Regions from separate parts of the Homo sapiens genome. Here region 1 is linked to region 2. The links are chromatin contacts, found by Hi-C or POLR2A ChIA-PET in ENCODE. All regions are on one chromosome and are shown on one strand. The core of a region is the stretch at or near the end of the contact, and the rest is flanking DNA. Distances in the headings are between cores, read along the strand shown.

The links. A loop is a pair of places that touch in the nucleus more often than their neighbours do. ChIA-PET counts read pairs that join two places held with the same protein, here RNA polymerase II (POLR2A).
Region 1: a loop to region 2 is called in a map of Caco-2, with 7 times the contacts of the local background. The contact joins two enhancer-like sites. A Hi-C loop is called at or near these places in 1 of 168 maps with a recorded cell type or tissue (Caco-2). POLR2A ChIA-PET finds 5 or more read pairs at or near these places in 2 of 52 experiments (H1 and activated CD4-positive, alpha-beta T cell).

Annotation. Positions count from the first base shown.
Region 1 is chr12:116,363,692-116,370,281 of GRCh38, forward strand. No RefSeq gene overlaps it. Among named protein-coding and RNA genes, the nearest start is that of MIR4472-2, 61 kb to the right of the region's middle. RefSeq lists an enhancer at 5,225-5,726. Within about 2 kb of position 4,945, at least 5 of the 41 ENCODE cell types and tissues checked have a DNase peak (open chromatin) inside an H3K27ac peak, as active enhancers do.
Region 2 is chr12:116,500,071-116,506,713 of GRCh38, forward strand. LOC105370008 (a long non-coding RNA gene) reads right to left here. Exons shown (of 3, transcript XR_945395.3): 3 at 4,939-5,062. Among named protein-coding and RNA genes, the nearest start is that of LINC02457, 12 kb to the right of the region's middle. Within about 2 kb of position 3,206, at least 4 of the 41 ENCODE cell types and tissues checked have a DNase peak (open chromatin) inside an H3K27ac peak, as active enhancers do.

The sequences.
Region 1 (6,590 bases), core at 3,695-6,194, 130 kb before region 2:
TTTTGAGACGGAGTCTTGCTCTGTCGCCCAGGCGGGAGTGCAGTGGTGTGAACTCAGCTCACTGCAAGCTCTGCCTCCCGGGTTCACACCATTCTGTCTCAGCCTCCCGAGTAGCTGGGACTACAGGTGCCCACCACCATGCCTGGCTAATTTTTGTATTTTTAGTAGAGATGGGGTTTCACTGTATTAGCCAGGATGGTTTCGATCTCCTGACCTCATGATCTGCCTGCCTCGGCCTCCCAAAGTGCTGGGATTTACAGGCGTGAGCCATTGTGCCCTACCCCACAATTTGCATTTTCTGCATTTTTTTTTTTTTTTTTTTGAGACAGAGAGTCTCACTCTGTCACCCAGGCTGGAGTGCAGTGGCATGACCTTGATCTTGGCTCACTGCAACCTCCACCTCCCGAGTTCAAGCAATTCTCCCGCCTCAGCCTCCTGAGTAGCTGGGATTACAGGTGTGTGCCACCACACCTGACTAATTTTTGTATTTTTAGTAGAGATGGGGTTTCACCATGTTGTCCCGGCTGGTCTCGAACTCCTGACTTCAAGTGATCTGCCTGCCTCAGCCTTCCAAAGTGCTGTGATTACAGCCATGAGCCACTGCACCCGGCCAAAAAAAAATTATTAATGAGACATTTTACATTCTTTTTTTTTTTTTTGGACGAAGTCTTTGAAATCTCTGTGTAAGTATAGAGCATCCCAATTGAGGTGCTAAATTTTTATCAGAAATACTTGATCTGTATTTAGATCTCATAAAATTTATGGTTGAATAAGTTCGAGTATAATTTGCATACCCAAGGTGCTCCAAGCAAAGTTTTCCAATAACTGAATGCAGTATTAGTTTTTTTAGCTTAAATATAAAGGTAAATAAAATTAAAAATTCAGTTACACGGTCACACTTGCCACATTTCAGTGCCCAATAGCCATATCTGGCCATTGTGTTAAGCAGGGTGGTAGAAAGGACGCCTGTGAGGTAGAGGATTCCAGGTGAGACTTTAGGGGTTGATATTTAGTGTGGAGAAAATACATGTCAAAACACATGGACAAAAAGAGGCAAATTCTGCGGTTGTCTACCCAATATCTGTAACCCCTTTTCCTTAGCAACTCAATTTAGATTTTTGTTAGGAGTAGCAATAGATCAAATTAAAAAAAAGAAAGAAAGAAAGAAAGAAAAACTACATTTGTGAGCTCCCTTTACAGATAGTGTTCCTAAGTCATATCTTATTAATAGTCACTGGGAAGGCTGGACACAGTGGCTCACGCCTGTAATCCCAGCACTTTGGGAGGCCAAAGGGGGACGGATTACATGAGTTCAGGAGTTCTAAACCAGCCTGGCCAACATGATGAAACCCCATCTCTAGTAAAAATATAAAAATTAGCCAGGCGTGGTGGTGGGCTCCTGTAATCCCAGCTACTTGGGAGGCTGAGGCAGGAGAATTGCTTGAACCTGGGAGGTGGAGGTTGCAGTGAGTTGAGAGGGTGTCATTGCACTCAGCCTGGGCGACGGAGTGAGACTCAAAAAACAAACAAACAAACAAAAAAACTAAGTGGGAAGTAGTTGGGTGGAGCTTCCAGGAAATCTCTTTAAAGAATGGGGCTGACTCACCTGAGATACCCTTCTGCCCTCCCTTCTTCCTCCTTCTTTGTGCCTGGAATGAAGACATGATGGCTGGAGTTGCAGTAGTAATTGTGTGACCTTGATCACTGAAACCATGCTCTAAGGATATCAGAGAGGAAAGACAGAATGAACATGGGATATTGATGATCTGGGGGACATGTCAACCTGGACTTTTTTTTTTTTTAAAAAAAGATTTCTTTTTTAAGAAAAGAAATCTTTACCTTGTTTAAACCACTGTTATTTCAGTTCCCTGTTACTAGAAGTCAAGCACAATTCCTAACTGATACAAAAGTGTGCAAGTGTCAAAAAAGAAGTGAATAGTTTGGTGTGACTTGTGTATTTGATAAACCATCCTAGGAAAAGCATTTGTTTATTATTTACTTAATGAATACTGCTTGCAGGACTTGTAAAGTATAATGTATGTAATCACCACCGCTTTTACGTTTTATAGATAAGGAAACTGAGACAGAAGTGAAGCAATTTGGTCAAGGTCCCAAAGCTAACAAGTAGTGAATGTGGCTGGGCGTGGTGGCTCATGCCTATAGTCCCAGCTGAGGCATTTTGGGAGGCTGAGGCAGGTGGATCACATGAGGTCAGGAGTTCAAGATCAGCCTGGCCAACATGGTAAAACTCCGTCTTTACTAAAAATACAAAAATTATCCGGGCGTGGTGGCACACAACCATAGTCCCAGCTACTCGGGAGGCTAAAGCAAGAGAATCGCTTGAACCTGCAAGGCAGAGGTTGCAGTGAGCTGAGATCGTGCTACTACACTCCAGCTTGGGCAACAGAGCAAGACTGTCTCAAAAACAAAACAAAACAAAAAACCCAAGTAGTGAATGTAGGCTTCCAGTCCAGGCAGTTTGACCAAAGGGCCGCTGTCTTATGTAGAAGTCAAGGAATTACGGCTGAATAATGTGAAGGAATTCGAACTGGGTTCAGACACGTGAACCGTGGCCTGGATGTCCCAATCTCACTTGCCTGGTGTCCTCGGGCCCCTGTGGGTCTCCGAACACCAACTTCAGCTCATCTACTTGGGTGTGCCACACCAGTGGTACACCAGTGTGACTGCACCAGTGTGACTGCAATTGTGTGTGTGCCATTGTGTGTCACACCAATGCGACTGCACTCTAGACTCTGGGCCATTCTCCTGGGATTTGCCTCCAAGCCCCTCCCCCTTCATGATATGCTAACTGGCTTTGTAGAGGTGGCCTGTTGGCGGCACACTGTATTCTGCACATGCTGGAATCGGTGCCAGCTCTCCTGTTTCCCCGCAAGCTGTTTGGTCCAGCAGGGAGCTTCCTTGTTTTTGCTCTAAGTGCAGTGGCTTTCCCGAGGGCGCCCGCAGCAGAAAGGACTGGAGTCGGTCTGTCTGGGCTATTGTTCAGCTGGTAGGCATCCGTATGCCATGCTGGGCATTCATAGCTGGCGTCTATTCTGATTGGCCAGTGGCCATGCTGTGCTGGTTATTAAAGAGTTTTAATATAACCCCAGCCTGAGTTATAAACTATGTGTCTTAGCATTTATATGATCATGGGCAAACCACTTCACTTCTTAGTTTTAATGTACTCATCTATAAAATGGGAATATAATACATCCAGGGGTTACGAAGAAGGCAAAATCAGACCACGTCTGCAAAGGACTTAGCAGTGCACCTAGCTCCCTGACCGTGCTTGGTAGCTGGTAGGAACTATTATTTTGCTAGTGACGTCTTGGATCTCAAGTGTGGGCAGGTCAGAGCTCTTGCTTCCTGGGTTGACAGTGAAGGGTGAGGAACAGCCTTGACATTGAAAAACCGCAGGCTATTAGCTCTAAACTTCTGCCTGGTATAATGGAAGGAACATCGGTCTTGGATTTAGGTATTCTGGGGTCTGGTTCTAGCTTAGGTTGCTGATGTGGGACAGTCCCTTGGGAGCTGTGAGTGAGAGGATGTGGGACAAAGTCCCATGAGGTCAGGTAGGCTGTGCAAATGGAAGAAACTGAGCAACTGGGGACTCGGGATTCCGATACTAGGAGAAGGCAGAGGTAGTGGGCATGGGGCCTGGGGATGGGAAACATTCTCTTTTAGAGACAGTGTCTTGCTCTGTGGCCCAGGCTAGAGTGCAGTGGCACCATCACGGCTCACTGCAGCCTCAAGCTCCTAAGCTCAAGCGAAAGCCCAGCCAATTTTTTATTTTTTATTTTTTGTAGAGATGGGGTTTCACTATGTTGTTCAGGCTGGTCTTGAACTCCTGGGGTCAAGTGATCCTCCCACCTCAGCCTCCCAAAATACTGGGATTACAGGAGTGAGCCACTGAGCCCAGCCAAAGGGTCTTCTTTTTTTTTTTTTTGAGATGGAGTCTTGCTCTGTTGCCCAGGCAGGAGTGCAGTGGCGCAATCTTGGCTCACTGCAACCTCTGCTTCCCAGGCTCAAGCAATTATCCTGCCTCAGCCTCCCCAGTAGCTGGGACCACAGATGACTGTCACCACACCCAGCTAATTTTGTATTATTAGTAGAGATGGGGTTTCACCATGTTGGCCAGGCTGGTCTCAAACTCCTGACCTTGTAGTGATCCACCCACCTGAGCCTCCCAAAGTGCTGGGATTACAGGCATGAGCCACCGCACCCGGCCCCAAAGGATCCTCTCTTAAAGTAGGACGGTTCTGGCAGCCTGGGGTGGCTCCTGACAACTTTGTGAAGCGGAGGGAGATAGAAATAAACATCTATTAAGTTCCTACTATGAGCCAAACTCTATGTGTTATCTTAATTTTTATAAAGGAGTTCAAGGAAGATTTTTTTTTTTTTTTTGATACGGAGTCTTGCTCTGTCGCCAGGCTAGAGTATAGTGGCGTGATCTCGGCTCACTGCAACCTCCACCTCCTGGGTTCAAGCAGTTCTCCTGTCTCAGCCTCCCAAGTAGCTGGGACTACAGGTGCGTACCACCAAGCCCAGCTAATTTTTGTACTTTTAGTAGAGATGAGGTTTCACCATGTTGGCCAGGATGGTCTTGATCTCTTGACCTTGTGATCCACCCGCCTCGGCCTCCCAAAGTGCTGATTGTATCCCCATTTTATAGAGGAGGAGATTGAGGCCTGGAGACAGAAGTGATTTGGGCAAGGGCCGCATTGCTGGGAGGCAGCAGAGGAGCCAGAATTCAAACGCAAGCCTGACTGTCCATGGGAGTATCTTTTTAGTTTCTTGAAAAATACCAATGTTGGCCCCTCAGGGCTTCCTCCTGCCTCTGCTGTGCCTCTGCCTGACATTTCCTCTGCATCCTCCAAGTGCTTCCCAGGCTGGCTTCTTCTTGCCCTGCTGGTCTCTGTTTAAACATCGCCCTTTGAGGAGGCCTTTCCTGACCCCTCCTCCCCCCGCCGCATCTACCAGCGTAATTCTGGCTCTTTGAGTGGTTTACTGCGTCACAAGTCACAATCACTTATTAACTTTTTGTTTGCTTCTTTTATCTAGACGAGGGCTTTAATTTCAAGGAGCTCACATTCAAATGGAGCAGAAAGGCACTGAACCCAGAAACAAATAATTCTCTAGGATGGTGGTAAGTAGTAAGAAGAAAATAAAACAAGGCAACAGGAGAGAAAGTGATGGAGGGGAAGCAGAATGTAGACGGGCTGATCCAGGAAGGCTTCTCTAGGAGGTGATGTTTTTTGATGAGATCTGAGAGTTGAGGAGAAAGTTGTTTGAAAATCCAGGGAAATGGCAGGGCATGGTAGCTCACTCTGTAATCCCAGCACTTTGGGAGGCTGAGGCGGGCTGATCACTTGAGGTCAGGAGTTCAAGACCAGCCTGGCCAACATGGTGAAACACTATCTCTACTAAAAATACAAAAAATTAGGCCGGGCGCAGTGTCTCACGCCTGTAATCCCAGCACTTTGGGAGGCCAAGGCAGGCAGATCACGAGGTCAGGAGATCGAGACCATCCTGGCTAACACGGTGAAACCCTGTCTCTACTAAAAATACAAAAAAAATTAGCCAGGCGTGGTGGCGGGTGCCAGTAGTCCTAGCTACTCGGGAGGCTGAGGCAAGAGAATGGCGTGAACCCAGGAGGCGGAGCTTGCAGTGAGCTGAGATCGCGCCACTGCACTCCAGCCTGGGCGACAGAGCTAGACTCCGTCTCAAAAAAAAAAATTAGCCGGGCGTGGTGGTGGGCACCTGTAATCGCAACTACTTGGGAGGCAGAGGCAGGAAAATTGCTTGAACCTGGAAGGTAGAAGTTGCAGCAAGCCAAGCTTGCACCACTGCACTCCAGCCTGGACGACAGAGTGAAACTGTGTCAAAAAAAAAAAAAAAAAAAAAAAAGGCCGGGAGCGGTGGCTTATGCCTGTAACTCCAACATTTTGGGAGGTTGAGGCGAGTGGATCACCTGAGGTCAGGAGTTCGAGACCAGCCTGACCCATATGATAAAACCCCTTCTCTGCTAAAAATACAAAAATTAGCCGGGCATGGTGGCGGGCGCCTGTAACCCCAGCTACTCTGGAGGCTGAGACAGGAGAATCGCTTGAACCTGGGAGGCGGAGGTTGCAGTCAGCTGAGATCGCACCATTGTGCTCCAGCCTGTGCAACAAGAGCGAAACTGCATCTCAAAAAAAAAGAAAGAAAGAAAATCCAGAGAAAAGGTATTCCAGGCAGATGGAACAGCCTGTGGAAAGGCCCTGGGGTGCAAATGAGTTTTGTGTGTTCAAGAGACAGAAAGAAAGGCAAGTGGCTGGAGCTTGATGGCCTGGGGGAGGGTGGCAGGAGATGAGACAAGGCCAGAGGCCACGTCACATAAGGCCTTAGAGGCTGAGATAAGGAGTTGGTTCGTTGCTTATGGTTTGTCTCCTAATTAAACTGTGAGCTCCATGAGGGCAGGGACCTAGTCTGTCTTATTCACCACTGGGTTCCTAGACGCTAGCCCAGTGCTTGGCACATGGCAGGCACTCAACTGAGCCAATAAATTCATGTGTCAGCACACTGCCTTCTACAATCTTGCTACATTCCCC
Region 2 (6,643 bases), core at 1,956-4,455:
GCCTTAGCCTATGATAGGAGTACCCTTAGGGTGTCATTCATCTTTGTCTCCTTCGAAGCTAACGTAGTCCCTGGCACCGATCAGGTACTCACTGAAGTCAGATGACTGCATGTATGAATGGAGCTGCTTCTCTGATGGACTGAATAGGAACCCAACAATACCACCTTTTGGCAAAAAAGACATTAAAATGTCAAGGTTAAAGTGTGGATTTAGGAGTCGGATGGACATAGTTTGAACCCCAACTCTGCTGCTTGCCAGTTTGGGTGGCTGCTTGGGAATCATTTCCTCATCTTTAAATTGGACATAATGTCTTCCACCTGATGGAGTTCTTGGAGGATTAAATACAGGTGAAACACCTAGCACAGAGTATTAGGTTGGTGCAAAAGTAATTGCGGTTTTTGCCATTTAAAAGTAATAATTGGGCCAGGTGCGGTGGCTCATGCCTGTAATCCCAGCACTTTGGGAGGCTGAGGTCGGTGGATTGCCTGAGCTCCGGAGTTCAAGACCAGCCTGGCCAACATGGTGAAACCCTGTCTCTACTAAAAATACAAAAAATTTGCCGGGCGTGATGGCGCACGCCTGTAGTCCCAGCTACTAGGGAGGCTGAGGCAGGAGAATTACTTGAACCTGGGAAGTGGAGGTTGCAGTGAGTCGAGATCACACCACCAGACTCCATCCTGGGTGACAGAGCAAGACGCCATCAAAAAAAAAAAAAAAAGTAATAATTGGGCCAGGCATGGTGGCTGACACCTGTAATTCCAGCATTTTGGGAGGCCAAGGTAGGTGGATCACTTGAGGTCAGGAATTCAAGACCAGCCTGGCCAACATGGCAAAACCCTATCTTTACCAAAAATACAAAAATTAGCCAGATGTGGTGTTGGGTGCCTGTACTCCCAGCCGTTTAGGAGGCTGAGGCAGGAGGATTGCTTGAACCCAGGAAGCAGAGGTCGCAGTGAGCCAAGATCGCACCACTGCACTCCAGCCTAGGTGACAGAGTGAGACCATGTCTCAAAAAAAACAAAAACAAAAACAAAAATCATAAGTAATAACTGTTCAGTAAGTGATTGTTCTTTTTAAAAATCATGGTGTATGCCAGGCAAGATGGCACATAACTATTGTCCCAGCTACTCAGGAGGCTGAGGCAGAAATATAGCTTGAGCTCAAGACTTTGAGTTTAGCCTGGGCAATATAGAGGGACTGTCTCTTAATAAATAAAAGGTATAAAATACCTCATAAAATTTACATTTTAACCATTTTAAGTGTATAGTTCAAGTGGTTTTTCATACATTCAAATTGTTGTGTCCATAAGTATTTTTATCAATACTGCTATATTATGTCACAAGTCTTTTTTTGTTTGTTTGTTTTTCAAAAGAGGGTCTCACTTTTTCACCCAAGCTGGAGTGCAGTAGCATGATCATAGCTCACTGCAGCCTCAAACTCCTGGGATCAAGTGATCCTCCTGTTTCAGCCTCCCAAGTAGCCAGGAATACAGGTGTTCACCACCATGCCCAGCTAATTTTATTTTTTTGTAATTTTTTGTAGAGATGGGTTCTTGCTATGTTGCCCAGGCTTGTCTTGAACTCCTTGCTTCAAACCATCCTCCCACCTCAGCCTCCCAAAGGGCTGGGATTACAGGCTTGAGCCACCACACCCAGCTAATTTTATTTTTTGTATTTTTTTTTTTTTTGGTAGAGAATGGGTCTTGCTATATTGCCCAGGCTGGTTCTGAACTCCTTGCTTCAAACCATCCTCCCACCTCAGCTTCCCAAATTGTTGTGATTACAGGTGTGAGCCACCATGCCTGGCCTGTGTCAAATGTCTTAATAGTGTGGATTTTGCTAGAGACAGGACATGCTATTCTGAACCGGTCATGGACTTGCCTAGGTCTCTGCTTTCTCTAGTTCATTTCATCCTCTCAAGAATCCTGGGAGGTTTTCTCATTTCCATTTCTATTGGAGAGCTCTAACGATGTGCCCGAGGGCACTTGGCAGCAAGTGGCAGAGCTGAGACCAGCCCCCAGACCCACGGATCTGTCCACTACCTATCAATAACCACTTGCTGAATTGTGATGAACCCAGTCTGACCAAATCGCTTCTCTGAGGTTCTGACTTTGACACTGGGAGGGGCGTAGCTAAAATGAGAAAAGAGGCAGCCCCATTCCAGGACAGGTGAATGACATGGGAGCTCTGGCATCCTCAGCCCAGACAGCAGCACAGGGCAGGGGCTGAGAGAGCCTTGTCGAGCTGCTGATGTCTTTATGCAGCCAGGACTGACTCCACGGTAGCAGGCCCAGCATGCATCACCCCTGTGACAAATGATAAAGATCTCATTCGGCATACGAGATCCACTTGAGGAACTGAATGGAGACAATTGAAAAGCGCTCCACACCGGCCACTGAAGCTGAAGCCCGCAGAGCCGGATGATGTAAGGTCTTCTGTGTGGATTTGCTGATTCTGGAGATTTTAACTATTTGGGCTTTATTAGTCTCTGGGCCTCCTCGTGGGGAACTGAAGTGCTGGAACTCGGGGAAGACCTGACTTGTCAAGTCCATAGTATCAGAGCATTCAGACAGGCTGAGTGTCTGATTTCGGCCAATCAAGTTTCATTTTGAAGACTAACTATGATGGATTACGATGGCTTTCTAATTCCTCACTGCCTCCCTGGGAAACTTTTTTTTTTTTTTTTTTTTTTTTTGAGATGGACTTTCACTCTGTCCCCGAAGCTGGAGTGCGGTGGCACGATCTTGGCTCACTGCAACCTCTGCAGTTCAAGCGATTGTCCTGCCTCAGCCTCCCCAGTCACTGGGATTACAGGCATGCACCACCACGCTTGGATAATTCTTGTATTTTTGGTAGAGATGGGATTTTGCCATGTTGGCCAGGCTGGTCTCGAACTCCTGACCTTAGATGATCCACCCGCCTCAGCCTCCCAGAATGCTGGGATTGTAGGCGTGAGCCACCACGCCTCCTGGGAAACTCCTAAAGGGGCCCCTCTTCCGTATTTCCTTGTCCACAGGAACAAATATTTGCCCTTGCAATTAGATCCCTCCTACTGCCACCATTGCTGTATTTCAGCAATTCATGAGAGCCTGACAAATGCTAGTTAACCAGCTTACTGCAGTACAACTGACCCCTTGAGCGTGTGAGTGAATGTGACAAGTGGCTGGTGACATGCTCAAGTCACTCATTTGTGTCGCCAAGTTTAGCCATTTGACTGTGTGCTTCTAAGTTAAAGAGTGTCACCTCAGGTGATTCCAGTTCAAAGCGCCTTGGGAAACAATCATGAAATTAGCTGATAAATGTGATAGTCATGGTGTACACAGGGCGTGGGACGCTGGATAAAACCTAAAGAGACCTGACCCACTGCCCTCTAGGTGCTTAGCCTCTGACCACACCAAGCTAGCGACATTCCAATCTCTCATAAAAAGCATTTCAAAATGAAAGAGACTGGGCAAATAAATCGTGGTACATGCACGGAATGCGATGGCCTTCAGGCATTGAAAAGAAAGAAGTACGTTTCCCATACTACGGGGATTTGCTCACCTAACTTCCCACCTGTACACTTCTTTTTTTTTTTTTTTTTTTGAGACAGAGTCTCACTCTGTTGCCCAGGCTGGAGTGCACTGAATGGATCTCAGCTCACTGCAGCCTCCACCTCCTGGGCTCAAGCGACTCTCCTGCCTCAGCCTCCCAAGTAGCTGGGATTACAGGCACACGCCACCAAGGCCAACTAATTTTTATATTTTTAGTAGAGACGGGGTTTCACCATGTTGACCAGGCTGATCTTGAACTCCTGACCTCAAGTGATCTGCCCGCCTGGACCTCCCAAAATGCTGGGATTACAGGCGTGAGCCACCTCGCCCAGCCCCACCTGTATACTTTTGCATATGCTGTTCCCTCCATCTGAACACTTTTCCATCTGTCTCAATCCCCAAGAACATGCATTTGGCATACAGTAGATGTTTAACAGATGAGCCAGCTCTCACAGCTTTTCCCTCCTCAGGGGTTCACAAAGCAGGCCAGTTATCCTATGCCCAAGGGATGGGTCTGTGGTTTATGGGGTCAGCTGGGAGTAGGAAGAGAGATTGATCTGGGCATATTTGAAAGAAGAGATCCGCAGTGTATAGTTAAGTGAAAAAAGTAGGTTACAAGCAGTGTATATCTTATGACCCACTTTTTGGTAAAAAGAAAATCCCTTATTTACATGTTTGTTTATGCATAAAAACGTCTGGCAGGGTCCACACCACATTAACGTTGATTACCTCTAGGGATGGTGGAGTTGAAGCATGAAGAGAGAAACTTTTGGCTTTCTATTTTCTACTTTCTAAAGTGTTTTTTTTCTTATTTTTAACAATGGGCATTGTATTAATTTTGTAATTAAAAATCTAATAAAGATTTTTTAATGTGCTTGGGGGAATAGAATAGCTATACTTCCAAAATATTTGCAGTTGGACTTTGTTGCAGATGTACCAAGCTGCTCTGTTAGTTATCATGTTGGGTGTGTGTATTTTATTTTATTCTTTTAAGAGATGAGGTCTTGCTCTGTTGCCCAGGCTGGAATGCAGTGGAGTGATCATAGCTCACTGCAGCCTTGACCTCCTGGGGTCAAGCAATCCTCCCGCCTCAGCCTGCCGACTAGCTGGGACTATAGGGACACACCACCACGCTTGGCAATTTTAACCATACCTGGCCATTTTAACCTTGTCCAGCTAATTTTTTTTTTTAATGTAGTGGCAGGGTCTGTGTTTTATTCTTTCGACCAGACTGTGGACTCCACAAGGGCAGGAACTGGGTCTAATGACGATATCAATAACACTAGCCCCAACACTAACTCCACGATTTGCTGAATGCTAAACATGCTGCATGCATCTCTGAGTATAATTTCACTTGCCTGTAAGTCTTCAGATACCCTATGATGCTCTGGACAGCCATAAGGACATAAATGTGAAGATTTTTTATTGAAAAGTGCAACTGGCAATGCTCTAGAGAAATAGATACAATTGCAACTCTCTCATTCAACCACGAAAGCTTTTCTCCACGAACAGGACTTTAACATGTCCCACCTAAGGGAAGAAGACAGTAGGATTAATGCAGAGGGCAGGTTCCACCTCCCAACCAATTTGGAACTCTAAAGGGCTGAGTTCGGAACACACTTGGTCATGTTTCCCGAAGTGTGTACTGTCATGCCTGCCTGCACAGTGTTCTATGAAAGCATTCCATGCATAATTCTATTTGGAAAATGCTTTTTGCTACTGATCCTCTTGGAGATTCCCATGCCTGTGAACACATTAAAGGCTCTGAAAAGTCCTGCTGTAAAGAAGCAGGTTTGACTTGGTTGATCCCTCCCAAATTTCCCCAGTTCATTTGTTCACAGAGCCTATGATCTCATGAACAATTCTGAACATGTTCCTGTAATATGCATTGGAAAATGCTGCCCTGGAATGTTCTCAGCCAGCTGCCACCAAGAAATGTCTGATTCCATTTGGAGACAGATCAGGCTTGAAATTGTCAGAAACTGATATTCCAAGTTTCCTTCACTCTGGTTGTATCCAAAAGATGACAAAGATGGGTTTGTAGCATGGATGGAAGCAGCACATCCTATTTCCCAACTGCTGAGAGAACACACCACGCTAATCCTTGGTGCTTTCCGAAAGAGATGATGTCATCACTGTTTAGCACCATGTGCAAAGTGCCAGGAAAATAACATGGGATCTGGGGTCAGACATACCTGAGTTCAGATACCAGTTCTACCATGGACTCACTGTGTGACCTTGGGTAGGTCACTGTACCTCTCTGAGCCTTAAAAATGGGAATTAAAGGCCGGGCTTGGTGGCTCATGCCTGTAATCCCAGCACTTTGGGAGACAGAGGTGGGCAGCTCACTTGAGACCAGGAGTTTGAGACTGGCCTGGCCAACATGGTGAAACCCCGTCTCTACTAAAAAATTAAAAAAATTAGCCTGGCATGGTGGTGCAGCCTGTAGTCCCAGCTACTCCGGAGGCTGAGACAGGAGAATCGCTTGAACCCCGGTGGCGGAGGTTGCAGTGAGCTGAGATGGCGCCACTGCACTCCAGCCTGGCAACAGAGCAAGCCTCTGTCTCAAAAAAAAAAAAAAAAAAAAAAAAAAAAAAAAAGAGGGGGATTAAAATGCCTCCCTTGAAGACTTGTTTGAGGAGCGGACATACTATACAGGGGATGCTTGAGGAGAGTTGCTACAGTATTCCTTCCAAGTTATTTACTCCTACTGAGGTAGGAGGCGGAATTCGACTCCAGAGGTGGGGTTGGGACACGGGAACAGACTGAGGACTAGTTAAAGCAGGGCCGGCAAAAGCAGCTTTCTATCAGACGCGCCCACCGGTGTGCCACGTCAATTTACCATTGCCATGGCAACACCTGGGCGTTACCGCCCCTTTCCATGGCAACGACCCAATGATTACTACCCCTTCCCGAGAAGTTTCTGCATGAACCGCCCCTTAATCTGCATGCAATTTAAAGTAGGTATAAATACGACTGCAAAACTGCCCTGAGCTGCTACTCTCTGTCTATGGGGTAGCCCTGCTCTGCGGGAGCGGTCACGGAGCTGTAACACGGCCTCTTCAATAAAGCCGTTTTCCTTCTACCTCTGGCTTGCCCTTGAATTCTTTC